3 separate regions of the Homo sapiens genome follow, and all the other regions are linked to region 1. A link is an interaction called in ENCODE POLR2A ChIA-PET data of the cell type or tissue named here. Cell type or tissue: IMR-90. All regions are shown on one strand. Each heading gives the region's core, and the rest is flanking DNA. Links, peaks and the distances in the headings are about the cores only.

Evidence for each region. ChIA-PET counts read pairs that join two places held together with the same protein. Peaks named below come from ENCODE experiments on the same cell type or tissue, not always from the same donor. Only the 100,000 strongest peaks of a DNase experiment are listed, where the experiment ranks them.
Region 2: POLR2A ChIA-PET joins it to region 1 with 7 read pairs; 3 of 35 experiments call an interaction of 5 or more read pairs at or near these places.
Region 3: POLR2A ChIA-PET joins it to region 1 with 8 read pairs; 18 of 35 experiments call an interaction of 5 or more read pairs at or near these places.

The regions. Positions count from the first base shown.
Region 1 is chr19:46,940,837-46,951,513 of GRCh38, reverse strand. The region is part of intron 3 of ARHGAP35 (Rho GTPase activating protein 35); the gene reads right to left. Among named protein-coding and RNA genes, the nearest start is that of NPAS1, 74 kb to the left of the region's middle. In IMR-90, for the core only: no CTCF peak of the experiment used is centred there; a DNase peak (open chromatin) is centred at 6,393; H3K4me3 peaks cover 406 bases.
Region 2 is chr19:46,823,481-46,834,157 of GRCh38, reverse strand. It overlaps SNAR-E (small NF90 (ILF3) associated RNA E), which reads left to right and starts at 3,454; the gene lies at 3,454-3,573. In IMR-90, for the core only: a CTCF peak has its summit at 4,126; DNase peaks (open chromatin) are centred at 4,057, 4,767 and 5,477; H3K27ac peaks cover 1,021 bases.
Region 3 is chr19:46,867,332-46,878,008 of GRCh38, reverse strand. The region is part of intron 1 of ARHGAP35 (Rho GTPase activating protein 35); the gene reads right to left. Among named protein-coding and RNA genes, the nearest start is that of ARHGAP35, 12 kb to the right of the region's middle. In IMR-90, for the core only: no CTCF peak of the experiment used is centred there; no DNase peak of the experiment used is centred there; H3K27ac peaks cover 178 bases.

The DNA.
Region 1 (10,677 bases), core at 4,465-8,464:
GATTCCAGACAGTTTGGCTCCAAGTTTGTCCTGTACATACTATACACTAGCAAGAAAAAAAAAGGCCATCAAAACACACATGGCACAACCATGCACATGCGCAGTCCCCAAGGGCATGCCTCAAAAGTACTCAGTTGGTTTCTCTGGGCACGTCCCACAGTTCCTTTCGGTACAGCTGCATTCTGTACTTTCCCCATCCCCGCCCCCTGTCCTGGATGTATTTGTTATGAGGCTGTCTCCCAAAGGCCTGTGATCTAATGGCAAGCATTTTCCCCTGAAGACGCTAGCATCAATTAGTGGTGAAATTTAAATCTGCCACGCAGAAAGCACTCTACTCATTTACCCAGGCAAATGAGCTGCATAGGGGGAAGGTCACAGCCTAAGTATTCTGGCAAAGGCCGTTTGATAGAGGGCTTCCATTTGCAGCTGAGGAGCTGAGGGTAACCTCTGACCTGCAAATGATGGAGACAAACTGGTCCACAGCTGCCGGGCTCCACATTCGCCCTGTAAAGGGACTGGGGTAAGAGCCTCATTTCTTGACTTGCTCTCTTTCCTCTCCTCACAAACTGCCCACAAGGCTGAACCTTTCATTTTGGAGTCTTGGTGAAGACTTGTCTCACTGCTAGGTGTTCTTGTTGACACCTACTTCTCTGTGCCACAAATGGCCAGCATTTCATCAGAGAGCACTGTCCTATGATGGCCCGGCAGGTAAAAACCATGGGGTCATCAAGATGTGTGCAAACCACAGACTCAATGCAAAACCACAGAGAGAGCCACAGCGAGGTAATGGAGGGCCAGCCAGGCCTCAGTAGATGGCAACGATCCAGCTGGGGCAAGAATGTGGTGATAGCTTTGGGGAACCCACACTCACCCTGCCAGAATCACTCCTTCAGCCCCGAAGATACAAAAACACACCACCACAAGCTCAGTAACACAGAGAGATCCCCTGACTGCCTCTGCCATCAGCCTCAGAGATTATTACCCCTTCAGGGACTGATACGTGCTTGGAGACATCATTTAAATCATTGTGTCCAACATGCTAAACTGAATTATTCAAAACTGCCTCCCTTCTAGGTATACACACCAATGTAAGTGCACACATATGTACACCAAAATTCATGTACAGGAATGTTCACAGCAGCACTATTCATAACTGCCCCAAACTGGAAAGTACCCAAATGTCCAGGAAGAGTGGAAGAAAGAAAGAAATTGTGGAATATTCACATGATGAAAGTCTACATAGCAATGAGAACGAACCATTTACAATCATACACAACCATGGATGAATTTACGGATTTAATCATGTAGCTGAATCTCATAATGTTAAGTGAAAGAAGCCAGGTACAAAAATGTGCATTTGGTATGATTCCATTTTTAAAATACAAAAGCAGGCAAAAGTATTCCATACCATTGGATGCCAGGATACTGGTTATCCTTTGTTGAGGGATGAAATGACGAGGGGCCTTTGGGGGTGGCCGTCTTCTGTTTTCCTGACCTATGCAACCAGTGCCCAGATGGGTGTGCTTTTCTTAGTGTGTGTTATATTTCAAGGAGAAGTTTTAAAAACTGCCTACAGACACTGCCCAGTCTCATCCATTACTGTTTTGGGGAAACGTCCCATTGGGATTTCCACACCACAGCAGGTCAGTGACAGGAGCTACCAAAATAATGGCTAACATTGACCGAATGATCACTATGTGCCAGGCACTACTCCAAGAACATTACAAACAGGATTTAATTGTCAAAAACTCCCTTTGAAAGAGTTGTTATTTTAATTCCCAATTTGAAGGAACAGAAAAATGAGGCTTAGAAAGTTTAGGTGTCTTGCCTATGGTTGGCCAGCTACTCCTGCCTGGCAAAGGTGGGGTGTCAGCTGTGACTCCAAGTTTCATGGGTTTCACATCTGACTAGGCTAGTGGAAAACGAGTTCACGGTACAAATGGAGAAGTCACATGAGACCCCTTTTTTGTTGAGTTCAGGCCACTTGTTTTATAAATGTATCATATTCTGGGTTTGTCTGATTGCTTCTCCCTGATAAAATTCAGGTGAAATATTTTTGGCCAGGAGGCACAACACAATGTCGGGTTCATCCAGTAGAGATGCTGAGTGTAACTACTTTGGTAAGGTGGTAATACCCAGATCTTTAAATTATAAAGGTGTGGTCCCCCTTTGTAACTAGTAGTTAATGCGCTAGATGATATTTTGAAATTATATAAACAGCAAGTTTCTTCAAAACTGTTCCCCAATGACTTCTTTTTTGTTTTGTTTTTAAAAATCAACTTTATTGAGGTATAATTTATATACAGTAAACTGTATCCATTTAAAGTATACCATCTGATAATTTTTTTTTTTTTTTTGAGACGCAGTCTTGCTCTGTTGCCCAGGCTGGAGTGCAGTGGCACGATCTTGGCTGGCTACAAGCTCCGCCTCCCGGGTTCACGCCATTCTTCTACCTCAGCCTCCCGAGTAGCTGGGACTACAAGCGCCCGCCACCACTCCTGGCTAATTTTTTGTATTTTTAGTAAGGACGGGGTTTCACTGTGTTAGCCAGGATGGTCTTGATCTCCTGACCTTGTGATCCACCTGCCTCGGCCTCCCAAAGTTTTGGGATTACAGGCGTGAGCCACCGCGCCTGGCCCGATAATTTTGAAATATGTAATACATGAGTGAAATGATCACAATTAAAATATGGAATACTTCCACCACCCACAAAAGTTTTCTATTGTCTCTTTGCAATCGATTCTTCTTGCCATCCCAGCTTCCAGGCTACCACTGGTTGGCTTCACATTAGTAGGTTAGTGTGCATTTTCCAGAACTTTCTAGAAAGGGAACCGCGGTTCATGGTCTTGTGTGTCTGGCTTCCATCACTCTCAGAAGCATAATTTTGAGATCCCACTGTTGTTACACACAGCGTACTTATTCCCTTTAATGAATGAGAAGTATTCCATCAGATGGATGGACCTACTGGTCTATTCACCTGGTGGTGGACATCTGGGTGGCTCCTAGTTTGGGGCTGTCATGAACAAAGCTGCTAGAAACAGCTGAGTACAAGTCTTAGTGTGAACGTATGTTTTCATTTTTCTTGGGCAAATACCTAGAAGTGGGATGGTAAGTGTATGTTTAGCTTTTTTTCCTTGCATGTAAGATAATGTGTCAGAACAAGGTTTGAAAGAGGCACTTCTCACACATGAGCATGAAAACCCAATGTGATATGATACATAGGTTTTTGTCTACAGTTCTTGTTTCCTAACTCCCACAGCCCTTGTTATAGTTTTTTGTTATAATGTTGGGTGTGTTAGGCCCCAAGGGCAGGTATCGGGAAACACAATCTCTCTCCTGTCCTCCTTTCACCTGCCACAAGGCAGGACTCTAATCTTCCCCCACCTTCCAACTGTGAGTCTTAAGACCCTCCCCTGCGAGGGTCCCACCCTATACCCTGGGGGAAGGAATGCTGATGTCATAAAACTTCCATAAAACCCAAGAGGACAGGGTTCAGAGAGCTTCCAGATAACTGAACACTGGAGGTTCCTGGTGCCCAGGGAGGGCATGGAAGCTGCACGACCTTCCCCTGTACCTCGCCCTACCCACATCTCTTCATCTGTATCCCATGTAATATTCTTTATAATAAACCAGTAAATATAAGCAAGTGTTTCCCTAAGTTCTGTGAACTGCTCCAGAAATTAACTGAACCCAAAGAGGGGGTCATGGGAACCCCAGCTTGAAGCCGGTCAGTCAGAAGTTCCAGAGGCCTGCACTTGCAACTGGTGTCTGGGGATGTGGAGGGCAGTCTTGGGTGCTGAGCCCCCAACCTGCAGGATCTGACACTATCTCTAGGTAGACGGTTTTGGAATTGAACCGGAGGACACCCAGCTGGTGTCTGGTGCCTGGTGTGTGGGGAAAGCACCCCACACATTTGGTCACATAAGTCTTCTGTGTTGGTGATTGTTGTGGTGGTGTGAGGCTAGAGGAAAAATGGGGTTGGAGTTTTTCCCTGTACACCCCATCATCACACTTATGAACTATAAAAGGATCTATTTAACTTTTTAATAAACTGCCAAAGAGTTTTCCAAAGTGACTCTGCCCTTTTACACTCCCTTCGGCAATGTGAGGATTCTAATTGCTCCATATCCTCACCAACACTGGGTCCTGTGTGTTATTTTATTCCCCAATAATTTTAAAATCCAATAACATTCCTTGTCTGAAGAATTATGCATTCATGTGATTATATCTATCTCCCCCACGCCCAGACACATGGGGGCTATCTGAGTTCAAAACAGTGCCTAGCATATAGTAGGTGCTTAATTAATATAAAGTCAATAAATACTCATTTAATGAACAAGATCTGCCATCCACCCCCACAAAAAAGATGGTAAGTGAATTAAGCTTAAAGCTATTAAAGAGTTATCTGGAAGTTTGTCTTCCTACAACCACGTGATCCTCTCTCTGGGATTTCCCCACTCAACCAGGGACAAGAGGTCAAAGTTGACCTGATTATGTGTCCATCAAGGAAGTGCCCCTGGAAGGCAAATAAAGAAGGCACCATTTACATTACAGTCTCCTAAGTGCAGGCAATGATACCCCAAGGTGGGGCTCTGCAGACCCTCCAGCAAAGAGCTTTTGAAAATAAATGTGAAGCTGGGCTTAGGAGCTCATGCCTGCAATCCCAGAGACTAGGGAGGCTGAGAAGGGAGGATCGCTTGAGGTCAGGAGTTAGAGACCAGCCTGGGCAACACAGCAAGACCCCATCTCAAACACACACACACACACACACAAAACAAAAACAAAAACAAAACAAAACAAAACAAAAAAACCAAGCCAGGCATGGTGGCATACTTCTGTAGTCCCAGCTACTTGGGAGGCTGAGGCGGGAGGATCGCTTGAACCCAGGAGTTCAAGGCTGCAGTGAGCTGTGATTGCACCACTGCACTGCAGCCTGGGTGACAGGGTAACCCCATTTCTGAAAAAAAGTAAAAAATAAGAAAAAGAAAATAAATGTGAACTTCAGCTAAATTACTATGACAGGTAGGTGCTGCCCTGAGAGGCAGAGCCTGGGTTCTGCCACCGGATTTTATGCAGGACTCCTCTCAAGGTTTTATATACAGGGAAGGGAATATCAATGCTGCCACCTTTTTTCCAGCCAGACTAACCCTGAACTTTACTGACACTGAGGTCCTCCCCACAGTGACAGAGGACTGAGATGTACCCTGACCCCTCCCAAGGGCTAGCTTCCTACCACACCCATGTTCTTAGAGCAAAACACCATCTCTTATGGGATCATATATGACGGAGTGCCCAGAGCCAGGCCTAGGCCATATCAACGCTCAAGAAACATGTATGGAACAGAAAGCGGGGTGAGGGAACACCTGCCAGGCCTTCCTTGACTTCAGACAGCTTTTCATTCCAGAGGGACTAACTGAAAGTCAGCTGCACTAACAAAACTGTGTCCTGGCAGTTATTTATATAGAATAGTTTGAATACATCATAACTCAAGAGAGAAGATGGGTGCCTTCTGCCCCAGTAAAACTGTTTCTCCCTAGGCACAATTCCTCTTCTCGGCCTCTACAGCACTGGCTAGAGATGTGGAGGGTTGGTCATCTCAGTAAGCAAACCAATTAAGAAAGGACTGGGGCCAGGGAAATCATTTCCTCACTGTTGCCATGCCTCCTCTCACACTGCCAAAAGCAGAGGTTAAAAATCACAGAAACAGGGAACGAAGTCTGGCCTCACATATTATTCAAAGAAAGCATGCGTAGAGAATGCTATTTCTAGTTAAATAGCAAGTGAGGCTGAGGAGAGGCTGGGGACCCGGGAACACACACAGCAGAGCCAAGGCAAGTGGGGCACTAGGATTCTGTCTCCAGAACGCTGAGACCGTCCCGGGTGGGCAGGTGTGACGACACTTGGAAGCTGCCTCAGGGGGTTCCTATGCTGTCAGATTTCTTGAATCCTAGGAAGGCTTGACTCAAATTTGGCCCTGAGACCCAGGATTTAAAACCTCAGTCTTGTGACCACCATGAGCTATCAAGAGTGTACTTTACCCTGAGAAATTATTCTCAGGAGGATTGTGAGCCAGCTCTAAAAGTAACCTCTTGCCCCATTCCAGAGAGGTACACTGAATTGAATAATTCTACTTCCTGCTGTGCATCAGAGAGCTCAGATGAGCTTGGCCAATGTTCTCTGTCATTAGGAGCCACACTGCTGCAGAAGGGAGCAGTGACTCCATTGCCTCAACCAATTTTCCACAAAGATGAAAACTGGAGGAAAAAAAGCATTCAAGCTAGAAATAGAAAGTTAGTCTGACTCTTAAGCTCCCCCTCAACCCCGCCTCCTAAGCTCCCCCTCAACCCCGCCTCCTTCCCACTCTCAGTGGCGGTCCCAGAGCAGCTGTGGCAGTGACATGCCCTCATCCAGCCTTTCCATGTAACCGGAGCTGAGAGAGTGAAAGTCGAATATCCTATTAGCACAGCAAGCACAGAGGGTGTCCGGGGCTGGGCTGTCCTAAAAGCATCTGCAGATCAATCTGAAAGCTGTTCTACTCTCTGGTCATTTCTTGACCACATTCTGATTTTCAGAAGTATGAACAAGGGTAAATGAACTGGTCAGAAAGCTCAGGAAAGAAGACAGGTGCAAATCAGAACCAATTTCCCTCACAATGTAGGAGCTAACCTGAGAAGGGAAAATATCGGGGAGGAGTCTCAACACAGCGCCCTGCTTGTAAACATCAGGAGCAGTAAATTGAGGTAAGAAAGTGATGATCTTTTTTCTTGTGATCTGTGTTTAGAAGGATTTGGCACTTTACTCACAAACTAAGGGGCTGGGAGATGCCAGTCACAGGAAACTGCCACGTGCCACCTCTGCAAACAAGGCTTCTCTTCCCACACTTCCAGAGACCCTCCTCTCATACCAGCTCTTGCATCCTCTCCTCACATCAAAAACCAAAATCCAATTGGCCTGGAGGTGGAATTCAGAAGTGACGCCCAAGATATCATGTTCTGCTAAAACAGACAATGAGCTGCGGAACAGCACAGAGATGATCTCATACTCAGACTTCAATGTTTTGGGGGACTAGCATTAGCAGGAAGCATAATCTGTACATTAATGAGATGACTCCTGGAGACTGGGATTATAAAGAATTTTTACTTTCTGTCCTACATATCTATAATGATTAATTTGTTTTACAGTGAGCAAGTATATTACTTTTTTTTTTTTTTTTTTGAGACAGGGTCTTACTCTGTCGCCCATGCTGGAGTGCAGTGGCATGATCTCAGCTTACTGTAACCTCAACCTTCTGGGCTCAAGCGATCCTCCTACCTCAGCCTCTGAGTAGCTGGGACTACAGGCATGGACCATCATGTATGGCTAATTTTTGTATTTTTGGTAGAGACAGGATTTTACCATGTTGCCAGGGTTGGTCTTAAACTAATGGGCTTGAATGCTACTCCTGCCTTGCTGTCTCAAAGTGCTGGGATTACAGGCATGAGCCATCATGCCTGGCCATCTATTACTTTTGTAATCAGATAAAAAATATTTTTAGAGTGATGGGATAGTTCAAGTCCCGATTTATCAATGGCTATGCCACCCTCCTCCCCACGGCAAGGTTTTGGTCTCGCTCATCTTCTCCACTCCCGCTGGCCGTGCCCTGGCTGTGCAGACAGGTGAGTGGGCAGCATCAAAGGCCCTGCGGCATAAATTTCTTTCCTATCCTCATCTTAGCAGTGCAAACTCCCAAGCTCTGCCTTCACAAGTGATGATGCAATGTTTTATTTTGCAGGACAAGCCTTAAAGTGCCAAGGTACATGAAATGGACACAAAAACAGGGACACAAAGACTTCTGACTTTGGACTGCTTTGACCAGGCCTGGCAAACAAGTTTCATTGGGAATGTCATCTCTAATCAGCTAGGACTCCCTGCCTGGAATACTACATGGAAACTGTGTGGTCATATGGCCATTCCAACCATGAGCAAGAGAGAGAGATGGGGTGAGAGGGCAGGTGGCAGCACCAGCTTTCCCTAAGCAAAGTGCAAGCCCACTATCTGTCAGTCAAAGTTGGGGAAAACACTAGCTCACAATTCGTTCAATTATTCAATACAACCCTATGGAGCCCGTAAGCCCAATTCATACGTGTGCCCTGTCCAGAAAGGGAGGCAGCAGTCCCGCGTCCACCACCTGCAGGGTGCTCAACCCCCTGCTCAGTCAGAGGCCACACTTGGTCCTGGAAGGCAGCTGAGGATGCTGAAGAGGTCCAAAGAGCACATTACATGAAGAGGACATTCTGCAAGACAACTGACTAGGCTTTTCAAAAAAGGTCATCATTGGCTGAGTGTGGTGGAGCATGCCTGTAGCACTCAGGAAGAAAAGGAGGAAGGATCACTTGAGCCTAGGAGTTAGAGGCTGCCGTGAGCTACGACTGCACCATTGTACTCCAGCCTCAGTGACAGAGTGAGACTCTGTCTCTTTAAAAAAAAAAAAAAAATCACATTATTAAAACAAGCCAGAGAGGACTGTTCTGGACGGCAAGGGCCTAAAGAGGCAAAGCCAAGTGCAGTGTGACTATTGATTGAATCCTAGTACAAAAAGCTCAGCTATAACATATAGTTTTACGTCAAATGAATAAATTTTAAAATGAACTGTATGTGAAATGATACTACTGAATTAATGGTAATTTTTTCTTTTCCTTTTTTTTTTTTTTTTTTTTCTGAGACAGGGTCTTGCTCTGTTGCCCAGGCTGGATTGCAGTGGTGCGATCAGAGCTCAGTGCAGCCTTGGAACTCCTGGGCTCAAACAATCCTCCTGCTTCAGCCTCCCAAATAGCTGGGATCACAGGTGCACACCACTATGCCTGGCATGCATGCATGCTTTATTTATTTATTTATTTGGAGACAGAGTCTTACTTTGTCGCCCAGGCTGGAGTGCAGTGGTGCGATCTCGGCTCACTGCAACCTCCGCCTCGTGGGTTCAAGTAATTCTCCCACCTCAGCCTCCCGAATAGCTGGGATTACAGGCATGTACCACCAAGCCCAGCTAATTTTTGTATTTTTAGTAGAGATGGATGGGGTTTTGCCATGTTGGTCAGGCTGGTCTGGAACTCCTGACATCAAGTGATCACCCACCTCGGCCTCCCAAAGTGCTGGGATTACAGGTGTGAGCCACTGCACCCGGCCTCTTCTGCCTCATCTAAGAGGGCTATGTTAAAAAAATGTTGAAAGCTAGCTTACCTCATACTCTGAATTATGTGAAAATAAATATATGTGTATATGCAGAGAAATAAGACTACAAGAAACATCTCAAATCATTAACGGTGGTTTTCACTAAGTAGCAGATCACGAATCTTTGAGTTCCTCTTCACAGTTCTTGCCATTTGTCCAATTTCTACAATGAACTTGCTTTAATTTTATAAAAGGGAGAAAAAGTTTTCTTAGGAAATAAGGGTACACAAAGACATCCCTCCAATGCACACTAAGCTCACAGATACCAGGTTTAATTTTTCTTCTGAAATTCCATAAAAGTACAAACTAATGCCAACAAGGGGAAATATATGGTCATTTTTTTCTTGAAGAAAGACGAAAATGGAATTAAGGTGTTCCAGATTGAAAACCACTCATTCAATCTATCTTTTTTTTTTTTTTTTTTTTTTTTAAAGAGACAGGGTCTCTGGCTGGGTCCAGTGGCACATGCTTATAATCCCAGCACTTTGGGAGGCCAAGGTGGGAGGATGGCTTAAGGCCAGGTGTTTGAGACCTGCCTGGGCAACATAGTGAGACTTTGTCTCCACAAAAAATACAAAAATTAGCCAGACATGGTGGCACATGCCTGTAGTCCCAGTTACTCAAGAGGCTTGAGGCCAGAAAGGTGAGGCTGCAAGTGAGCTATGACTGCACCACTGCACTCCAGACTGGGCAACAGAGCGAGACCCTGTCTCTTTCTCTCTCTCTTTTGTTTTTTAAGAGACAGGGTCTCGCTCTGTTGCCCAGGCTGGAGTGCAGTGGTATGATCACAGCTCACTTGCAGCCTTGAACCTTTGGCCTCAAGCAATTCTCCCACCTCGGCCTCCAGGGTAGCTGGGACCACAGATGCGTGCCACCATGCCTGGCTAATTTACAATAATCAATTAATGTATATGCTGTATCGGGCTCTAGGGAGACAAGGAGAACAGAGAATCCTGTTTTCAGGAAGGTGAAATTTGGCTGAGAAGAACTACCAGGGAGGTTAAATTCAAAGTGCTATTAGGAGTAGGAGTCTCTTGAAGAATAAGGATAAGTTCCACAGGCAAAAAGGAATGGGGGACAAATTTTAAACCACACAAGGGGAATGCCCTAAGGCAAAGAAATACTAAGAAATTCTGCTTGGTTCACATCCTTCTGATAAATCGCATTCTTGTAGAACAATTTTAAAATTAATACTTGAAGCAGCATAAAACAGAAAGAAAGGGGTGAAAGAAGGGAGTGGGAGAGGGAAAAAAAAGGAGGGTGGGAAGGAGGGCAGGGGACAATGGCATAGTAACAGTCTTGCTGTTCCTGAGTCCGGGAAGGAGGATTATGAGTGCGACCTGCATCTGGTAGGCAACAAAGAAGCAAGGATGGGTTTTCAGCAGATAAACTGTCATACCCATAGACTGGACTGAGAAGGTGGGTGATGGTGGGCAGCAGAGATGAAGTGGAGGGGACAGAGCAAAGGCA
Region 2 (10,677 bases), core at 3,078-7,077, 120 kb after region 1:
CAGACAGTGGTGTGATCATAGCTCATTGCAGCCTCGACTTCTTGGGCTCCAGTGATCCTCCTCCCTCAGCCTCCCGAGTATCTTGTACTACAGGTGTGCATCACCACACCTGGCCAATTTTTTTAAAAACTTTAATTTTAATTTTTTTTTTTTTTGAGACAGAATCTTGCTCTGTCGCCCAGGCTGGAGTGCAGTGGCACAATCTCGGCTCACTGCAAGCTCTGCCTCCCGGGTTCACGCCATTCTTCTGCCTCAGCCTCCCGAGTAGCTGGGACTACAGGTGCCCACCACGCCTGGCTAATCTTTTGTATTTTTTAGTAGAGACGGGGTTTCACCACGTTAGCCAGGATGGTCTCGATCTCCTGACCTCGTGATCTGCCCGCCTCGGCCTCCCAAAGTGCTGAGATTACAGGCGTGAACCACTGTGCCTGTTTTAAACCTGGCCAATTTTAAAATTATTTTTCTTCGAGACAGGGTCTCGCTATGTTGCTCAGGCTGGTCTCAAACTCCTGGCCTTGAGCAATCCTCCTGCTTCAGCCTCCTTTTTACTTGTTTTTCTTTCTTTTTTTTTTCTCTCTTTCTTGATTTCTTATTTCAATAACTTTGGTATGCCCTGGCCTTCTGAGGGGCGGGGATTACAGGCGCAAGCCACTGAACCTGGCTTGGGTTTCTTTTCTTTCTTTACTTTTTCTTTTCTTTTCTTTTCTCTTCTCTTCTCTTCTCTTCTCTTTTCCTTTTCTTTTCTGTCTTTCTTAACTTCTTTTCTTTTCTTTTTTTTTGTGAGGGAATTTCGCTCTGTTGCCCAGGCTAAAATGCAATGGCATGATCGCAATGATCTCAGCTCACTGCAACATCCACCTCCCGGGTTCAAGCGATTCTCCTGCCTCAGCCTCCCAAGTAGCTGGGACTTCAGGCACATGCCACCATGCCTGGCTAATTTTTTTGTGTGTTTTTTTTAGTAGAGACAGGGTTTCACCATGTTGGCCAGGCTGGTCTCGAACTCCTGACCTCACGTGATCCACTCGCCTTGGCCTCCCAAAGTGCTGGGATTACAGGTGTGAGTCACTGCGGCCGGCCGTATACTTTTTTTTTTTTAGTGGAGTCTCCCTCTGTCGCTAGGCTGGAGTGCAGTGACACAGTCTCGGCTCACTGCAACCTCCACCTCCCGGGTTCAAGGGATTCTCCTGCCTCAGCCTCCCAAGTAGCTGGGACTACAGGCGCACGCCACCACGCCCAGCTAATTTTTGTATTTTTAGTAGAGACAGGGTTTCCCCATGTTGGCCAGGATGGTCTCAATCTCCTGACCTCGTGATCCACCCCCCTCCTGCTCCCAAAGTGCTGGGATTACAGGCGTGAGCCACCGCGCTTGGCCGAAGTATACATTTTAAATAAGTGAATTGAATGGTATGTAAATATATGTCAACAAAGATGTTACAAAACACCTGAATGAATGACATTTACCTTGTAGTTGTAAACAGAAAAACAACGAAAATGCACAAGAATTTTTTTTTTTGAGAGAGAGAGTCTTGCTCTGTCTCCCAGGCTGGAGTGCAGTGATGCGATCTCGGCTCACTACAAGCTCCGCCTCCCAGGTTCATGCCATTCTCCTGCCTCAGCCTCCCAAGTAGCTGGGACTATAGGTGCCTGCCACCACGCCCGGCTAATTTTCGTATTTTGTTTAGTAGAGACAAGTTTCACCGTGTTAGCCAGGATGGTCTTGATCTCCTGACCTCATGATCCGCCCACCTCGGCCTCCCAAAGTGCTGGGATTACAGGCGTGAGCCACCATGCCTGGCCACACGAATGTTTATAGTGGTTTTATTCACCAAAAACTGGAAACAACCTAAATATTCTTCAAAAATGAATAGAAAAACAAACTCTGGCCCCTCCAGGCAATGGAGCACTCCTCAACATTGAAAAGGAATGAACCCGGCCAGGCGCAGTGGCTCGTACCTATAATCCCAGCACTTCGGGAGGCCAGGGCAGGAGGATTGCTTGAGGCCAGGAGTTCGTGTCCAGCCTGAGCAACATAGTGAGACCCCCATCTCCACCAAAAAAAAAAAAAAGAAAAATATCCTGGACATGGTAGGTATCACACCTGCGATCCCAGCTACTTGGGAGGCTGAGATGGGAGGATTGCTTGAGCCCAAGGTATTGAGGCTGCAGAGAGCCAAGATCTAGCTACTGCACTCCAGCCTGGTCAACAGAACAAACCCTATCTCAAAATAAAGAAATAAGGCCAGGCACAGTGGCTTACATCTGTAATCCCCGCACTTTGGGAGGCCGAGGTGGGTGGACCAGCCTGGCCAACATGGTGAAACCACATCTCTACTAAATACAAAAAATTAGCCGATGTGGTAGCGCATCCCTGTAATCCCAGCTACTTGGGAGGCTGAGGCAGGAGAATCGCTTGAACCCGGGAGGCGGAGGTTGCAGTGAGCCAAGATTGTGCTATTGCACTCCAGCCTAGGCAACAGAGCGAAGCTCCATATTGGAAACAAATTAATAAATAAAACACATAAATACATAAATAAATTTCATGCACGTACTTGTGAGGATATAACTGGTTTTTTCGATGTCTTAGGATCACACCGTATGTGGTTCTGCAGCTTGCTATCAGTGCATCTTGGAGGTGATTCTGTGTATAGTCTGTGTGGAATCCCGTTATGTGGGTGCATCCTATGTTACTTAACCAGGCCTGCGTGGCTCCTCCTAATGAAGATGAAAGAATGTCTTTGCCCACGTGCATTTTCACATACATGTGGAGGGTAAGTACCTGGAAATGAATCTCTGGGCTGAAGGGTACATGTATCTGTAACAGGTCATTTGATAGGTTCACCCCAATTGCTCTCCAAACGGGCTGTGCTGATTTTTACTCTCTGGTAGCATAGGAGGAGACCCCCTGTTTCCATGTAGCTTTGCTACTGTGCGATCTCACTATGTTTATTTTATTGTGCCTGGTTACCAATGAGGTCGAACATTACTAGTCATTCATATTCCTCTTCTGTGTTGGTACAAACCTTTTGACCATTTTCCTCCTGTGCTGTTTGTCATTTTCTTGTTTATTTGTAGTAGCTCTTTATTTATTGTGGATCCACAGTCTGTCATACATGTCACAAACATTCCCCCCAGGCTGCTTTTGTCTTTTGACTTTGTATGTGGTATCTTTTTTCAGGAAGAAGGGTTTAGTGTTTTGCTTTCTGTTAGTCTTTCTTCATTGTATATTATGGCCTTTGGGAAGGTTTATCCAGGACAAAATGTTTATAAAAATAGAGCAGGCAGTTTATAAAAGAAATGGATGAAGGGAGAGACTAACGTCAGAGCTTCCCTCTTCCCCACTACATCCTGTAGAACGGGGCTTTAAGGAGCTATTTCTGCTGTTCTTCTCCCTCCCATATTAAATAAAATGATGTATATTAAATAAAAACAGATGTTTTGTAGATAAGAAAACAGGTGGAGCCATTGTGGCTCCAGCCGGTTGCGCGGGCCCTCGGACCCTCAGGGAGGCGAGGGTTCGAGGGCACGAGTTCGAGGCCAACCTGGTCCACATGGGTTGAAAAAAAAAAAAAAATTAAAAAAAAAAAAAAAGGCCGGGCGCGGTGGCTCACGCCTGTAATCCCAGCACTTTGGGAGGCTGAGGCGGGCGGATCACGAGGTCAGGAGATCGAGACCATCCTGGCTAACACGGTGAAACCCCGTCTCTACTAAAAATACAAAAAAAATTAGCCGGGCGTAGTGGCGGGCGCCTGTAGTCCCAGCAACTCGGGAGGCTGAGGCAGGAGAATGGCGTGAACCCGGGAGGCGGAGCTTGCAGTGAGCCAAGACAGCGCCACTGCAGTCCAGCCTGGGCGAAAGAGCGAGACTCCGTCTCAAAAAAAAAAAAAAAGAAAAAGAAAACAGGTCTGTGTGTGTGTAAGTGTGTGTGTGTGTGTGTGTGTGTGTGTGTGTGTGTGTGTGTGTGTTGGGGCTGTGTGGACGACAGGGAGGTAGGGAGAGGTAAAAATGAAAGCCATCTGCCAAGGAACCTCATCTCCGCAGCCTCTGACTCAGTAACTTTCCACTCAGTAACTGAAGGAAACTGCTGGAAATGGGGAGGAAGCTGTTAATGCCTGGAGCTGGCCACCAGGGCATCGGGCAGATTCCTGGATACCCGGGGGTGAGGGTGTTTACAGCTACTCAAGGACAAACTCGGTGGCCTGGACACTCAGTGCCTTCAGGAAGTCCTTGGTATTTAATTGCCTGGGAAAATGCATCTGTTCCCATGTGCGAAATGGGGAATCCACAGCAAAGGTGTTTGTGTGCCTCACTGCACGGAAACTGCATTTCGCGTCTGAATTTTATGTCAAGAGAAAAGCTTAAAAGTACAGAACTCAGCCAGGCGCGGTGGCTCACACCTGTAATCCCAGCACTTTGGGAGGCCGAGGCAGGCGGATCACTAGGTCAGGAGTTCGGGACCAGCCTGGACAATATGGTGAAACCGCATCTCTACTAAAAATACAAAAAAAATTAGCCGGGCGTGGTGGCACGTGCCTGTAGTCCCAGGTACTCAGGAGGCTGAAGCAGGAGAATCGTTTGAACCCGGGAGGTGGAGGTTGCAGTGAGCTGAGATCGTGCCACTGCACTCCAGCCTGGGTGACAGAGCGAGACTCCATCTCAAAAAAAAAAAAAAAAAAAAAAGAAGAAAGAAAAAAATGCAGCACTGACGCATGCTACAACATGAGTGAACCTCGAAGATGTGATGCTGAGTGAAAGAAGCCAGACACAAGAGGCCACCTAGCACAGAATTCCATTCACATGAAATGTACAGCACAGAGACAGATGGTAGATTAGTGGTTGCCCGAGGCTGGGGGAAGAGGAGAGCAGGGAGTGTTTACTTAATGTTTGTGGAGTTTCATTTTTGGGTGATAAAAATGCTCTGGGCTGGGCATAGTGGCTCACGTCTAATCCCAGATTTGGGAGGCTGAGGCAGGAGGATCATTTGAGCCGAGGAGTTTGAGACCAGCGTGAGTAAAATAGCAAGGCCCTGTCTCTATGAAAAAAATAAATAAATAAATAAATAAAAATTAAATTCAACTAGCCAAGCATGGTGGCTCCTGCCTGTAATCCCAGCTACTTGGGAGGCTGAGGTGGGAGGATCATTTGAGCCCAAGAGTTGGACGCGAGGCTGCAGTGAGCTGTGATCACACCACTGCACTCTAGCCTGGGAGACAGAGCGAGACCCTATCTCAAAAAAAAAAAAAAAAAAAGAAAAAAGGATCGGGTGAGTGGAGGGAACTTTGAGGACAGGCCAACAGGTGCAGCAAACCACCATGGCACACATATACCTACGTGACAAACCTGCACGTTCTGTACATGTATCCTGTTTTTTTTTTAGAAGAAATAAAGAAAAAAAAAGAATTGTACATGTTGCTAACACATAAAATTGATGTATCTTCTGTGCTCAATGACTCAGTCTAGTGGCGGAAAAAATGACCCACATTCACGGTGTGACGTATTCTACAGTAGAAACTTATAGCTAGTGTCATTAGTCATCAATAATTTATCTATGCTAATTTTATGCTTTTTATAAATCTGAACTGTCAACTGTGTGTATGATTTCTTCCTCTTATCATAGATTTCATATTAAATAAAATGTAATACATCAGTATTTAATCTCCTAAATTTGATAACTATGCTATACATATATATATATACATATCTATATGTGTGTATATATATAAAAGTATCTTTGTTGATGGCATTAGAGGACACTGAAGAACAACATCCAAAAGATTATTATTTCTTTTTTTGAGACAGAGCCTTGCTCTGTGGCCAGGCTGGAGTGCAGTAGCGTGATCTCGGCTCACTGCAACCTCTGCCTCCTCAGTGCAAGCGATTCTCCTGCCTCAGCCTCACAAGTAGCTGGGACCACAGGCATGTGCCACCACACCCAGTTAATTTTTTTTGTACTTTTAGCAGAGACAGGGTTTCACCATGTTGGCCAGGATGGTCTCGAACTCCTGAGCTCAAGTGGTCTGCCCGCCTCAGCCTCCCAAAGTGCTGGGATTACAGGTGCAAGCCCCTGCGCCTGGCCTTCTTCCTCTTCTTCTTCTTTTTTTTTTTTGAGATGGAGTTTTGTTTTTGTTACCCAGGCTGGAGTGCAATGGCACGATCTCGGCTCACTGCAACCTCCGCCTCCCGGGTTCAAGCGATTCTTCTGCCTCAGCCTCCCAAGTAGCTGGGATTACAGGCATGGGCCACCACGCCCGGCTAATTGTGTTTCTTTGTTTGTGACAGAGTCTTGCTGTGTCGCCCAGGCTGGAGTGCAATGGCGTGATCTCGGCTCACTGCAACCTCTCCCTCCCGGGTTCAATCGACTCTTCTGCCTCAGCCTCCCAAGTAGCTGGGATTACAGGCATGCGCCACCACGCCTGGCTAATTGTCTGTTTCTTTGTTTGTGACAGAGTCTTGCTGTGTCGCCCAGGCTAGAGTGCAATGGCGTGATCTCGGCTCACTGCAACCTCTGCCTCCCAGGTTCAAGCAACCCTCCTGCCTCAGCCTCCCGAGTAGCTGGGACTACAAGCGCCTGCCACCACGCTTGGCTAATTTTTGTATTATTAGTAGGGACAGGGTTTCGCCATATTGGCCAGATTGGCCTCAAACTCCTGACCTCAGGTGATCCACGTGGCTCGGCCTCCCAAAGTGCTGAGATGACAGACGTGGGCCGCTGCACCCAGCAGTGATGGTTTATTGTATGTGTCAACTTGATTGGGTTAAGGGGTGCCCACATAGCTGGTAAAACATTATTTCTGTTTGTGTCTGCACAGGTGTTTCAGGAAGAGATACAAAATACAAAAGTTAGCCAGATGTGGTGGTGGGCACCTGTAGTCCCACCTACTTGGGAGGCTGAGGCAGGAGAATGGTGTGAACCCATAGGTGGAGGTTGCAGTGAGCCGAGATCGTGCCACTGCACTCCAGCCTGGGCGACACAGCAAGACTCTGTCAAAAACAAAAACAAAAAAACAAAAAAACAAATACAAACAAACAAACAAAACCCCATCACAGTAATGATGGAAGTAGTTTTGGAGGTGGCAAAAGCTGTAGTAATCTTGGCCATAACAGCAATCAGTCTTCGAATTTTGGATCCATGAAGGGAGGAGGATTTGGAGGCAGAAGCCCTGGCCCCTATGGTGATGGAGGCCAATATTTTGCCAAAACATGAAACCAAGATGGCTATGGCAGTTCCAGCAGCCCTGGTGGCCAGGGCGGTGGCAGAAAGCTTTAGTTACTTTGGGGAAATGAAGCTTAGCCAGCAGACAGAGCCAGGGAAATGACAGGGAAGCTCAGGTTACAAACAGACTTGTGAACTCAGCCAGGCACAGGGGTGGCAGGGCCTGTCTGTTATGAAGAAGGTGTGTTTTTTGTGTTTGTTTGCTTTTTTTGAGACGGAGTCTCGCTCTGTCGCCCAGGCTGGAGTGCAGTGGCGCGATCTCGGCTCACTGCAAGCTCCACCTCCCGGGTTCACGCCATTCTCCTGCCTCAGCCTCCTGAGTAGCTGAGATTTACAGGTGCCAGCCACCACGCCCGGCTAATTTTTTTTAATATTTTTTAGTAGAGACGGGGTTTCACCGTGTTAGCCAGGATGGTCTTGATCTCCCAACCTTGTGATCCGCCTGCCTCGGCCTCCCAAAGTGCTGGGATTACAGGCATGCGCCACCGCGCCCGGCCGTGTTTGATTTGAGACAGGCTCTCACTCTGTTGACAAGGCTGGAGTGCAGTGGCATGATCACAGCTCACTGCAGTCTCAACCCCTGGGCTCAAGCAATCCTCTCACCCCAGCTTCCCGAGTAGCTGGGACCACAGGTGCGTGCCGCCATGCCTGCCTATTTTTTTTTTTTTTTTTTGAGACACAGTCTCCCTCCATCGCCCAGGCTGGAGCTCACTGCAAGCTCTGCCTCCTTAGTTCATGGGAGTCTCCTGCCTCAGCCTCCCGAGTACCTGGGATTACAGGCGTGAACCACCACATCCGGCTATTTTTAAAATATTTTTAGTCGAGATGGGGTTTCACTATGTTGGTCAGGCTGGTCTTGAACTCCTGACTTCAAATCATCCACCCACCTCAGCCTCCCAAGGTGCTGGGATTACAGGCGTGAGCCACCACCCTCGGCTCCTGATTTTTTAATATTTTTTAAAGACGAAGTTCCACTATGTTGCCTAGGCTGATCTCAAACTCCCTGGCTTAAGCAATCCTCCCGCCTTAGCCTTCCAAAGTGCTGGGATTGCAGGCATGAGCCACCATACCCAGTGGAAGATGTATTGGAGACAATACTCATGTATATGGACAAAAAACAAAAACAAAAAACTCCAGGACTGTATTTGTGACTAATCGTATAACAGGTTATTTCAGTTTCTCTTCTGTGGAAAGTGCAAAGCATTCCAACAAAGGGTTTTAATGTAGATTTTTGTTTTGCACCCATGCTGTTGATGGCTAAATATAAGTGTCTGATGATAATGTTGAATAAAAAAAAAAAAAACAAAAAAAAAACCTTAGAGGAAGTTTTGCTATAAAGGGAGAAGAGAAATAGTCGCTAGAGGGGGGAATGAGATTGGAGGGTGTTTGGTGGAGTGGATGATATCACAGCAGGTTTTTGTTTTGTTTTGTTTTGTTTTGTTTTGAGACAGATGCCCAGGCTGGAGTGCAGTTGTGCGATCTCGGCTCACCGCAACCTTTGCCTCCTGGGCTCCAGCGATTCTCCTGCCTCAGCCTCCCAACTAGCTGGGACCACAGGCGCCCGCCACCATACCCCGCTAATTTTTTGTATTTTTAGTGGAGACTGGGTTTCGCCATGTTCGTCAGGCTGGTCTCAAACTCCTGACCTCAAGTGATCCGCCCGCCTCAGCCTCCCAAAGTGCTGTGATTACAAGTGTGAGCCACCGCGCTCAGCTCAAATCATCAGTTTTATGCTGATGGGGATGATGCAACAGACAAGGGGAAACCGGAAGATGCAGGAAAGAGATGGGAGAGGGATGGAAGGCGCAGCTGGGATTATCCAAGCACACGAGAGGCATCTGGGAGGAAGGGGTGCGTGGGCGCCAAGGCAGGTGGTGGTGGTGTTGGTGTGGGGAGTTCCCAAAAGTCCCTACTCCAATGACTTCCTTCTTCTCAGTGAAATGGGAAGCAAGAGTAAGTCTCAGTCAGCTGAGAGTGACAGCCACTCAAGTTGGTGCCCTTAAGACCACGCGGGTGGTGGAGCCTGTGGAGTGGAGATCACCTGTCTTTTATTTTCTTTTAAGACATGGGGGCCAGACGTGGTAGCTCATGCCTGTAATCCAAGCACTTTGGGGGGCCGAGGCAGGCGGATCATCTGAGGTCAGCCTGGCCAGCATGGTGAAACCCCATCTCTACTAAAAATAAAAAAGTTAGCCGGGCATGGTGGTGCACGCCTGTAATCTCAGCTACTTGGGAGGCTGAAGCAGAGGCCGCAGTGAGCTGAGATCGTGCCACTGCACTCCAGCCTGCGTGACAAGAGCGAGACTCCATCTCAAAAAAAAAACAAACCAAAAAACTTAAAAATACTCTGGGGTGGCAAACGAAATGTGGTGGCTGGATGGAGCCCTCAGGCCATGTGTTTGCAACCCTGGTGCAACTGCACTAAAGCACAGGCCAGAGTCAGTTCTGGGCTTTTGAGGGGCTCCAGGGTTTAGAGAACAGAAAGTCGAAGAGGAACCTGAGAAAGCCACCAAACAAGGAAGCTTCTTGTTTTTGTTTTTGTTTCTTTTTGAGACAGACTCTCACTCTGTCTCCCAGGCTGGAGTGCAATGGCGCGATCTCGGCTCAATGCAACCTCCACCTCCCAGGTTCAAGCAATTCTCCTGCCTCAGCCTCCCAAGTAGCTGGGATTACAGGTGCCCACCACCATGCCTGGCCAATTTTTGTATTTTTAGAGACGGTGTTTCTTTTTCTTTCTTTTTTCTTTTTTTTTTGAGACAGAGTCTTTCTCTGTCGCCAGGCTGGAGTGCAGTGACGCCATCTTGGCTCACTGCAACCGCTGACTCCCTGGTTCAAGGAATTCTACTAACTCAGCCTCCTGAGTAGCTGGGATTACAGGCACGTGCCACCATGCCCAGCTAATTCTTTGAATTTTTAGTAGAGATGGGGTTTCACCATGTTGGCCAGGATGGTCTCCATCTCCTGACCTCGTGATCCGCCCACCTCGGCCTCCCAAAGTGCTGGGATTACAGGTGTGAGCCACCGTGCCTGGCGGTTTTATTTGTTTTTTGAGACAGGGTCTCACTCTGTTGCCCAGGCTGGACTGCAGTGGCACTATCATGGCTCATTTCAGCCTTGAATTCCCAGGCTTGGGTGATTCTCCCACCTCAGTCTCCTGGGTAGCTGGGATTACAGGTGTATGCCACCAAGTCTGGCTAATTTTTTGTGTTTTTTGTAGAAATGGTGGTTTCAAGGCCGGGCGCGGTGGCTCACGCCTGTAATCCCAGTACACTGGGAGGCCGAGGTGGGCAGATCATGAGGTCAGGAGATCGAGACCATCCTGGCTAACAAGGTGAAACCCCGTCTCTACTAAAAATACAAAAAAAAAAAAAAAATTAGCCAGGCGTGGTGGCGGGCGCCTGTAGTCCCAGCTACTTGGGAGGCTGAGGCAGGAGAATGGTGTGAACCCAGGAGGCAGAGCTTGCAGT
Region 3 (10,677 bases), core at 2,790-6,789, 72 kb after region 1:
AGGCCGGGAGCGGTGGCTAATGCCTGTAATTCCAGTACTTTGGGAGGCCGAGGCAGGTGGATCACCTGAGGTCAGGAGTTCGAGACCAGCTTGGCCAACATGATGAAACCCCGTCTCTACTAAAAATTCAAAAAATTAGCCAGGCGCGGTGGCAGGCGCCTGTAATCCCAGCTACTTGGGAGGCTGAGGCAGGAGGATTGCCTGGACCCGGGAGGCAGAGGTTGCAGTGAGCTGAGATGGCACTACTGAACTCCAGCCTGGCCAACAAGAGCGAAACTGTCCCCCCTCCAAAAAAAAAATTAATAAAATATTTAAATTTTTAAAAAGGTACTTTTAAATTAAGGTATATACTTTTTTAAAGACATAATGATACTGCACACTTAGACTACAGTACGGCATAAAGATAACTTTTATTTTTTAATTTTTATTTATTGTTATTTTTTGAGACAAGAGTCTTGCTCTTTTTGCTCAGGCTGGAGTGCAATGGTGTGATCATGGCTCACTGCAACCTCCACCTCCCAGGTTCAAGTGATTCTCCTGACTCAGCCTTCTGAGTAGCTGGGGATTACAGGTGCCCACCACCACGCCCGGCTAGTTTTTGTATTTTTAGTAGAGACAGGGTTTCACCACTTTGGCCAGGCTGGTCTCGAACTCCTGACCTTAGGTGATCCACCCACCTCCGCCTCCCAAAGTGCTGGGATTACAGGCATGACCCACTGCGCCCAGCCAAAACATAACTTTTTTTTTTTTTTTTTTTTTTGAGACAGTTTTACTCGCTACCCAGGCTGGAGCGCAATGGCGTGATCTCAGCTCACTGCAACATCCGCCTCTTGGTTTCATCAAGCGATTCTCCTGCCTCAGCCTCCTGAGTAGCTGGGATTACAGGCATGCGCCACCACGCCTGACTAATTTTGTATTTTTAGTAGAGATGGGGTTTCTCCATGTTGGTTAGGCTGGTCTCGAACTCCTGACCTGAGGTGATCCACCCGCCTCGGCCTCCCAAAGTGCTGGGATTACAGGCATGAGCCACTGCGCCCGGCCAAAACTTAACTTTTATATGCACTGGGAAACGAAAAACTTCGTGTGACTGGCTTTATTGCCATATATGCTTTATTGCAGTAGTCTGGAACTAATCCCACACTATCTCTGAGTTATGCCTGTATTTATTTTCCTACCACTATATTCTTTAGCTGGTCTCTTAAAGCCAAGTCCAGCCACGTGCTCACACCTGTAATCCCAGCACTTTGGGAGGCTGAAAAGGGAGGCTTGAGTCTAGAGTTCAAGACCAGCCTGGGCAACACAGCGAGTCCCCGTCTCTATGAAAAATAAAAACATTTAGGCTGGGCATGGTGGCTCACGCCTGTAATCCCAGCACTTTGGGAGGCCGAGGCAGGTGAATCATGAGGTCAGGAGTTCGAGACCAGCCTGGCCAATATGGTGAAACCCCGTCTCTACTAAAAATACAAAAATTAGCCGGGCGTGGTGGTGGGTGCCTGTAGTCCCAGCTACTTGGGAGGCTGAGGCAGGAGAATCGCTTGAACTGGGAGACAGAGGCTGCAGTGAGCCGAGATTGTACCACTATACTCCAGCCTGGGCAACAGAGTGAGACTCCATCTTAAAAGAAAAAAAAAATTTAAAAAAAATTAGCTGGGCTTGGTGGCATGCATACACCTGTGGTCCCAGCTACTCAGAGGCTGAAGCAAGATGATTGAGCCTGTGAGGTAAGGCTGCAGTAAGGTGTGATCATGCCACTGTACTCCATGGAACGTGGGTGAGATCCTGTCTCAAAAAAAAAATTAAATTAAAAAAAAAAAATAAAGCCAGGTCCAGGTAGTGCAGCACTAATAATGACACACAGTAAGCATATTAACTAGCACAGTTACCCTATGAGTAAACACTACTATATTCTCCTTTTTAAGACGACGTGCCTAAGGCACCAAGAGTTTAAAGGGCCTTGTCGGAGGGTGCAGAGCAGGTAAGAGGTGGGACTGGGACTCAAACCTAGGCCATGTGTCATGATGAGAAAAAGAGTAACGGAGGCCTCCACAAATGTGGACAACTGCTATTTGGCCTATGACCTGGTGTTAACATTTAGGTGTATGAGACACTTTCTGATAAGACCTTCAAACTATCTGCTACCTGGGGGCAAATTACAAGTTGTACAAAGACCAAGAGATAACAAATCAATAGCATGTGCCACTCCACTGATCCAAAATTTCATCACGCCGCCTTTGCAGCACCCTCACATGCTCGCTTACCTGAACATTTTAATTACCTAATTGTTCTCTTTCATTCTTCCAGCAAACTCAAAGGTTACCAACTTTAGCGTTATGGTATTTAGTTCTCAAAAAATAAAAATAAAAAGACTGTGGCAAGCAAAATAGGTATTTAAGCCCATTTTATAGACACGAGAACTCAGATTAAGAATAAATGACTTGTCCTAAGTCACAAAGTTGGTAAGATGCAAATGAAAACTAACAATAGGAAAGTTTCTTTCCTCTACATGGCTTGAGGAATCCCAAGAATCTGAAGACTGAAAGGCGACAGACTTCATCTATTCCAGGATTCTCTCATTCAGAAACTCATACTTTTATTCAATGAAGACTGAGCTCCTACTGACCTGTCAGGTCATGTTCTAGGTGATGTCACAGAACAAATGGAGGAACAAAAGACAAAAATCTCACAGAGGATCCAAAACACTTTATTTTGCAATTTCTTCCTGATGTCTGAACGCCAACCTCCTTGAACTGAAGATCTGTTACTCTCCCCGACAACAGAAAGAATGATCAGTAAATAAATATTTAATAGATATATGTGTAGACGTCTTGTTAAATAAAAACAACAATAAAACCAAATGGGGTAAACTTTAAAATTATTGCTTATCCAACACAAAATGGGGCCAGGTGCGGTGGCTCACACCTGTAATCCCTGCACTTCTTGGAAGGCCGAGGCGGGCAGATCACAAGGTCAGGAGTTCGAGACCAGCCTGACCAACATGGTGAAACCCCGTCTCTACTAAAAATACAAACATTAGCCGGGTGTGGTGGTGGGCGCCTGTAATCCCAGCTACTCAGGAGGCTGAGGCAGGAGAACCGCTTGAACCCGGGAAGCGGAGGTTGCAGTGAGCTGAGACTGAGCCATTGCACTCCAGCCTGGGCAAAAGAGCAAGACTCCGTCTCAAAAAAAAAAAAAAAAAAAGGACAAAACTGCCGGGCGCAGTGGCTCACACCTGTATCCTAGCGCTTTGGGAGGCCAACGCGGCTGGACCACGAGGTCAGGAGTTCGAGACCAGCCTGACCAATAAGGTGAAACTCCGTCTCTATCAAAAATACAAAAATTAGCCAGGCATGGTAGCAGGCGCCTGTAATCCCAGCTACTCAGGAGGCTGAGGCAGGAGAATCGCTTGAACGCAGGAGGCGGAGGTTGCTGTGAGCCGAAGATTGTGCCATTGTACTCCAGCCTGGGCAACAGAGCAAGACTCCGACTCAAAAAAAAAAAAAAAAAAAAGACAAAACATAAAACATGAGCTTGGATCGTTTTCTTTAAAAGTTCTTTCTCATAATAAGACGAAATCTGTCTTCCTAGTCAATGCATTCTTGCATTGAAATGCTTAGTCACACATAATTCTTTAAGATAAGATCAAGTAAAAACAATCAGGCCACTGGCCTTCTAAATTTTTTACATTCTGGTAAAGAAACAGTGTGTTCCTTGTGTTACCTGTAAGGGAAGAATTGCTTTTGTTTTATAAACGGCATAAAAATTCTCCCAGAGAGGAAGAGGCATGTTTTGTGCACTCTAAACCTTGTAGATACCTAGACCTCTACCTCTATCCTCTGGAACTACAAAGAACTAGTTTGTTCCCTCTTCTGCTTAACAAACTTTTGCTAAATTATTTAAATAAAATTAATTATAGACAGGACTTCAAAACAGGACTTTGGGAAAAAAAATTTAATTAATAGCTTAGCCAGGCGAGGTGGCTCACGCCTGTAATCCCAGCATTTGGGAGGCTGAAGCGGGCAGATCACCTGAGGTCAGGAGTTTGAGACCAGCCTCACTAACATGGGGAAACCCCGTCTCTACTAAAAATACAAAATTAGCCCAGGGTGGTGGCGCATGCCTGTAATCCCAGCTACTTGGGAGGCTGAGGCCAGAGAATGGCGTGTACCCCGGAGGCGGAAGTTGCAGTGAGCCGAGATCGTGCCACTGCACGCCAGCCTGGGCAACAAGGGCAAAACTCCGTCTCAAAAAAGAAAAAAAAAAAGCTTAAATAAATTTAAATCTCATTAAAATGATGTTTTTGGCCCATAAAAGGGAACACATCACTAATTTTATAGCCATTCCTGACTTTGACCGACGGCTTTTTTTTTTTTTTGAGAAAGAGTCTCGCTCTGTCAGCCAGGTGGGGTGCAGTGGCGCGATCTCAGCTCACTGCAACCTCCACCTCCTGGGTTCTAGCAATTCTCCTGCCGCAGCCTCCCAAGTAGCAGGATTACAGGTGCCCGCCACCAAGCCTGGGCTAATTTTTTTTTTGTATTTTTAGTAGAGATGGGGTTTCACCAATGTTGGCTAGGGTAGTTTCGAACTCCTGACCTCAAATTATCCGCCCACCTCGGCCCACCAAAGTGCTAGGATTACAAGTGTGAGCCACCATGCCCAGCCGGCTCCTTTCTCTTAAAACAAGCACACTTTAGGGGTTAGAAGGGAACCTTGTTCAAAGAGAACTAAGGGTTCAGCTCTATCTATCCACCATGGAGTAGACTTGAATTCTCTTCATCTCTGGGCTGAGATCACACTGGGCGAAAGCATTCTGGAAAGTGTAAAGTCCTTTCCAGACTTTCTGGAAAGTGTGTTAAAAAAGCACTCTGGAAACTGTAAAGTCGGCCAGAGAAGTCAACAGAGAGCAGAGACTCTGGGCCAGACTGCTTTGGGGACCTACTAGCCATGTGGCCTTGGGCAAGTCCCCTCTCTGCAACCTCGGTTTCCCACCTAGAAGGTAAGAATACCACCTACCCCAGAGGGTTATTGTGAGGAGAAAATGAGATAACATTTTTTAGTCTTCTGGTATGTAATAAACAGTTCATTGTTATTATTTGGTAATATTATTAGTAATTAATTTTTTTTTTTTTTTGAGACGGAGTCTTGCTCTGTCGCCCAGGCCGGAGTGTAGTGGCACAATCTCGGCTCACTGCAAGCTCCGTCTCCCGGGTTCACGCCATTCTCCTGCCTCAGCCTCCTGAGTAGCTGGGACTACAGGCGCCTGCCACCATGCCCGGCTAATTTTTTTGTATTTTTAGTAGAGACGGAGTTTCACCGTGTTAGCCAGGACGGTCTCGATCTCCTGACCTTGTGATCCGCCCGCCTCGGCCTCCCAAAGTGCTGGGATTACAGGCTTGAGCCACCTCACCCAGCCTTATTAGTAATTAATTTGATTATTCTCTAAGAAAGGGTGAATGCCTTACCTTCAAAGGTACTAGAGTCCAACAGATCTTACCATGAATTTCTTGCTTTTCAGCTCAATTTTTCTTTCATATGTTTATAAGAAAAACCAAACACAACACAACCACACTACAAAAAAAAAAAAAACTTGTTTAATCTTTTTTTCCCTGAATCAGAAATAGTAAAATCATTGTGGAAAGCTTGGGAAAATTAAAAAAAAAGTTTTAATCACCCATAATCCTACAACACAGAGTTAACTAATAACACTTCAGCATATTTCTTCCACTTTTTCACATATATATTTTAAAATAACTGGACTCATGCTGTTTATAGTTCTATATCCTATTTTTTCCCACATTTAATTTTATTTTGTGTGCACTTTCCCACGTCAAGTATTCTCAAAAACATACTTTTTTAATGACTCCATAACCTTTCCACAAAGCAAACCATTCCCCTAAGGTTAAAACATTTAGATTTTTTTTTAAATTTATAAACATTCATATAGTTAACATAGTTAACATCTCTTTTGTATACAATCTTGATTCACATCTCTCTTTCTTGGTCCCTATATATTCTTTGTTTTGTGTGTGTGAGACAAAGAGTCTCACTCTGTCACCCATGCTGGAGTGCAGTGGCATAATCTCCGCTCACTGCAACCTCTGTCTTCTGGGTTCATGCGATTCTCCTGCCTCAGCCTCCCGAGTAGCTGGGATTACAGGCACCCGCCACCATGCCTGGCTAATTTTTTGTGTTTTTAGTAGAGACAGGGTTTCACCATGTTGGCCAAGCTGGTCTCGAACTCCCGACCTCAAGTGATCCGCCTGCCTAGGCCTCCCCAGGTGCTGGGATTACAGGCATGAGCCACTGCACCCAGCCCTCTATAGATTCTTATAAGTAGATCAAGGATTGTACGTTTCTTAAAACATTGCTGGACGGGCATGGTGGCTCACGCCTGTAATCCCAGCACTTTGGGAGGCTGAGGCAGGTGGATCACATGAGGTCAGGAGTTCAAGACCAGCCTGGCCAACATGGCGAAACCCCATCTCTACTAAAAGTACAAAAATTAGCCAGGCGTGGTGGCACGCACCTGTAATCTCAGCTACTGGGGAGGCTGAGGCAGGAGAACTGCTTTAACCTGGGAGGTGGAGGTCGCAGTGAGCCAAGACCATGCCACTGCACTCTAGCCTGGGTGACAGAGCAAGACTCCATCTCAAAAAACAAACAAATAAAACATTGCTAAACTACTTTCCTGAAAGTTCACACTTGTTTGCAGGCCTGATAGCAATTTCAATACCAGTCCCATTTCACTCTCATTAGCAGTGACCACTATCTCTTTTCTTTTAATTTCCAGCAAACAAAGATCAAAATAATCTGGAATTAACAACACGAGTAGAAAAGATGTTGTTAAAAGAATGCTTTCACACTTGTGACAGTTTATACAATGAAATCACCGTTATCCCATTCTTTATCAGGTATTTGACCCTGCCCAGATGGGTAAAGTTAGAAACATCCTACATGTTCACATTTGTATATTAAATATAAAGTAATAATTGAAGTGCCTTATATAGAGACTCTCAAATAATTTCCGGCTCAGTAAGAACTATGTAGAAAAGGGAATTATGCCCCATCATATGAAAAAGGGGCTTGTACAACATGCAAAAAATTCAGAAATGGACACTTAAGATTTACGTACTTTTCTACATGTAGATTATACCTTATTTTTTTTTAAGAAAAAACTTAAAAGGGGATTTGCACACAAGAAAATATATACACCTTGTATATACATAACATCAAATCACAACTACTTTAGCTAAGGCTGCCATTTTTTAAGCCTTTATGGTTGTTGCGTGGCTACTACTAGGTACATGCCAACAGCCAAGACCTACTCCACAGCAGTCAGGAGTCTTTTTCTCTTCTTCCTCATTTATCAAAGGTTTTATCTACGTTCCTCAGTTGACTGACCAATCAGAGGAAGAAATTTTTTTTTTTTCTTTGAGACTGAGTCTTGCTCTGTCACCCAGGCTGGAGTGCAGTGGCACGACCTCGGCTCACTGCAAGCTCCGCCTCCTGGGTTCACGCCATTCTCCTACCTCAGCCTCCTGAGTAGCTGGGACTACAGGCGCCCGCCACCACACCCGGCTAATTTTTTGTATTTTTAGTAGAGATGGGATTTCACCGTATTAGCCACGGTGGTCTCGATCTCCTGACCTCGTGATCCACCCGCCTCGGCCTCCCAAAGTGCTGGGGATTACAGGCATGAGCCACCGTGCCCAGCCCAGAAGAAGAAATTTCTTATACATTGACAGCATTAAAAAAAGTATACAAGCCGGGCGTGGTAGCTCACGCCTGTAATCCCAGCACTTTGGGAGGCAGAGGTGGGCGGATCACAAAGTCAGGAGTTCGAGACCAGCCTGGCTAACACAGTGAAACCCCGTCTCTACTAAATAAAATACAAAATATTAGCCAGGCATGGTGGCGGGCGCCTGTAGTCCCAGCTACTTGGGTGGCTGAGGCAGGAGAATGGCGTGAACCCAGAAGGCGGAGCTTGCAGTGAGTCGAGATGGCGCCACTGCACTCCAGCCTGGGCGACAAAGCAAGACTCTGTTTCAAAAAAAAAAAAAAAAAAAAAGTACACAGTGATTTCAGGACATTAAAAAGGTTACCATAAAAGCAGCATCCACCAGCCTCTACCTACAACGTTAACAGGCATTTCTGAAAAATAAAGACCTAGTGATACATTTTATCACCAATCATTTAGGTACGCTATTCCCAGTGAAATAATTCCCTTGAAGTGAAAGCTACTCTAGCAGAAGATGCTGATTTCAAGAATCTAATAATCTTGTATTAATGCAGTGCTGACTTTCATTTGTACACAATCAATTTGTTACTGAACAAAGAACTCTTTTTAATTGCCCATGGCAATTAATGGTAATCATTTTCCTTTGTCTCATTCCTAAGTAGTGCAGGCTGCAAGAGATAAAGCCACAGTTTTGACCTTTCTTTTAAATGAAAATGGGGGAAAAGCACAATGCAACTATATACATACACACACACAATGCAAATACACACACACACACACACACACACACACACACAATTTTTTTTCTTGAGACAAGGTCTCACTCCATCACCCAGGCAGGACTGCAGTGATGCGATCATGGCTCACTGCAGCCTTTACCTCTGGGGGTTAGGCGTTTAGGTGATCTGCCCACCTTGGCCTTCCAAAGTGCTGGGATTACAGGCGTGAGCCACCACGCCTGGCCAACTATATATATACACCTCAGGAGGCTATTAGCTGTAACTAACCAGCATACTTTTAGACTAACATTTTTTTAAAATGCAAAAAGTTACTAAATAAAGTATCATGTCCAGATGTGGAGTCTCAGGCCTGTAATCCCAGCACTCTGGGAGGCCAAGGCAGGTGGATCACATGAGGTCAGGAGTTCAAGACCAGCCTGGCCAACATGGTGAAACCCGACTCTGCTAAAAATACAAAAAAACTAGCCAGGCGTGGTGGCAAGTGCCTGTAATCCCAGCTACTTCGGAGGCTGAAGCAGGAGAATCGCTTGAACCTGGAAGGTGAAGGTTGTAGTGAGCTGAGATGGTACCACTGTGCTCCAGCCTGAGTGACAGAGCAAGACTACGTCACCAAAAAAAAAAAAAAAAAAAAAAAAAAAAATCACGGTGAGCTCCACCTAAATAACTCAAGAGGAAAGATGTATTTCTATCTGTATGTTTCTTTTAATTTTTATTTTTTAATTGTAAATTGGCAAATTGTAGTTGTATATATTCTATGTATATATTTTTAGTTGCCTAAAGAAAAATCTCTCCATTTGTAGCTACCCAAATACTTTTCTACTTGCTGAAAAAAATGTAGATTTAAGGAGTCATTACATGACCAAACATCTCTACCTTCTTCCTGTTAGACTAGTTTACTTACACAGTTTTGTTACACCTGTGTTTGAATTCAGGTCAGACATAAAATGCTCAACTTTTCCAAATATGCTGGCTAAAAAGGCAAGCTGGTACTTGTGGTGTACATTCTTTTCAAAATACTGTGATATGGAACCTACTGTGTGCTCAAATCTCTGAATATGAAAGTCTTCAAGACTATTAATACAGGATCACATCCCAAGGAGCCAGACATTAATCAGAATAGTCTATTCAACATTTACTTCCCTTCACCCTATATAGTTAATTGTTTACAATTGACCATAAATTCCTTAAGGTGATGAACTATGCTTATTCTTATACCCAGAGAGGCAGTGTAGCCTAATAAAATAAACAAATTTTGAAATCAGACAGATCTGGATTCTTCACACTGACTTACTACTTATTAACTGTGTCATCATGATCAAGAAATTTACAATGCAGCAAGTATGCAGATTAAAGTATACTGGGCCAGAGCCAGGCGCGGTAGCTCACACCTGTAATCCCAGCACTTTGGGAGGCTGAGGCAGGTGGATCACCTGAGGTCAGGAGTTCGAGACCAGGCTGGCCAACATGGCAAAACCCCGTCTCTACTAAAAATATAAAAACTAGATGGGCATGGTGGGCGTGCGCCTGTAATCCCAGCTACTTGGGAGGCTGAGGCACAAGAATCGCTGGAATCCAGGAGGCGGACTTTGTAGTGAGCTGAGATCTCGCCACTGCACTCCAGCCTGGGCGATAGAGCGAGACTCTGTCTCAAAAAAAGAAAAAATTTAAAAAAAGGCTGACCAGGAGAGCATGCCCTCTAAGCATTTAAAGCCTGCAAATGGCCATTACAGTTGGTACAAACATCTCCAAAAAAAAAACAACAACAACAACAACAAAAAACTTTAGCACCTGTTTATCTTCTGTCAACATGGACACAATGGGGGCCTACCAAGTACAAGGTATTTTTGCTAGGTGTGATAGGAAATCAAAGATAATATAAGAGGCTCCTCATCCTCAGGAGTTTACTGTCTATCTAGAGAGAGAGATGACAATCAAGTATTATTAGCCACAAAATAAGGCAGAATGGGAACCAACTAGTATAATCCCTTCATTTTTCAAATGAAGGAACTGTAGTCCAGAGAAATGAAAATGATTTGGCTAGTCACAAAGCTAGTAAATGACAGGGCTAGGGCTAGGACCCAGGTTTCTTCAATGTTCTTTACATCATAGGAAGCCGCCTCTCAATTGTCCAAATGCAATTACCAGTTTACTACAGTGGCCAGGACGAGGGCATCATCCAAGTAAGAATGCAGAGATATCAGG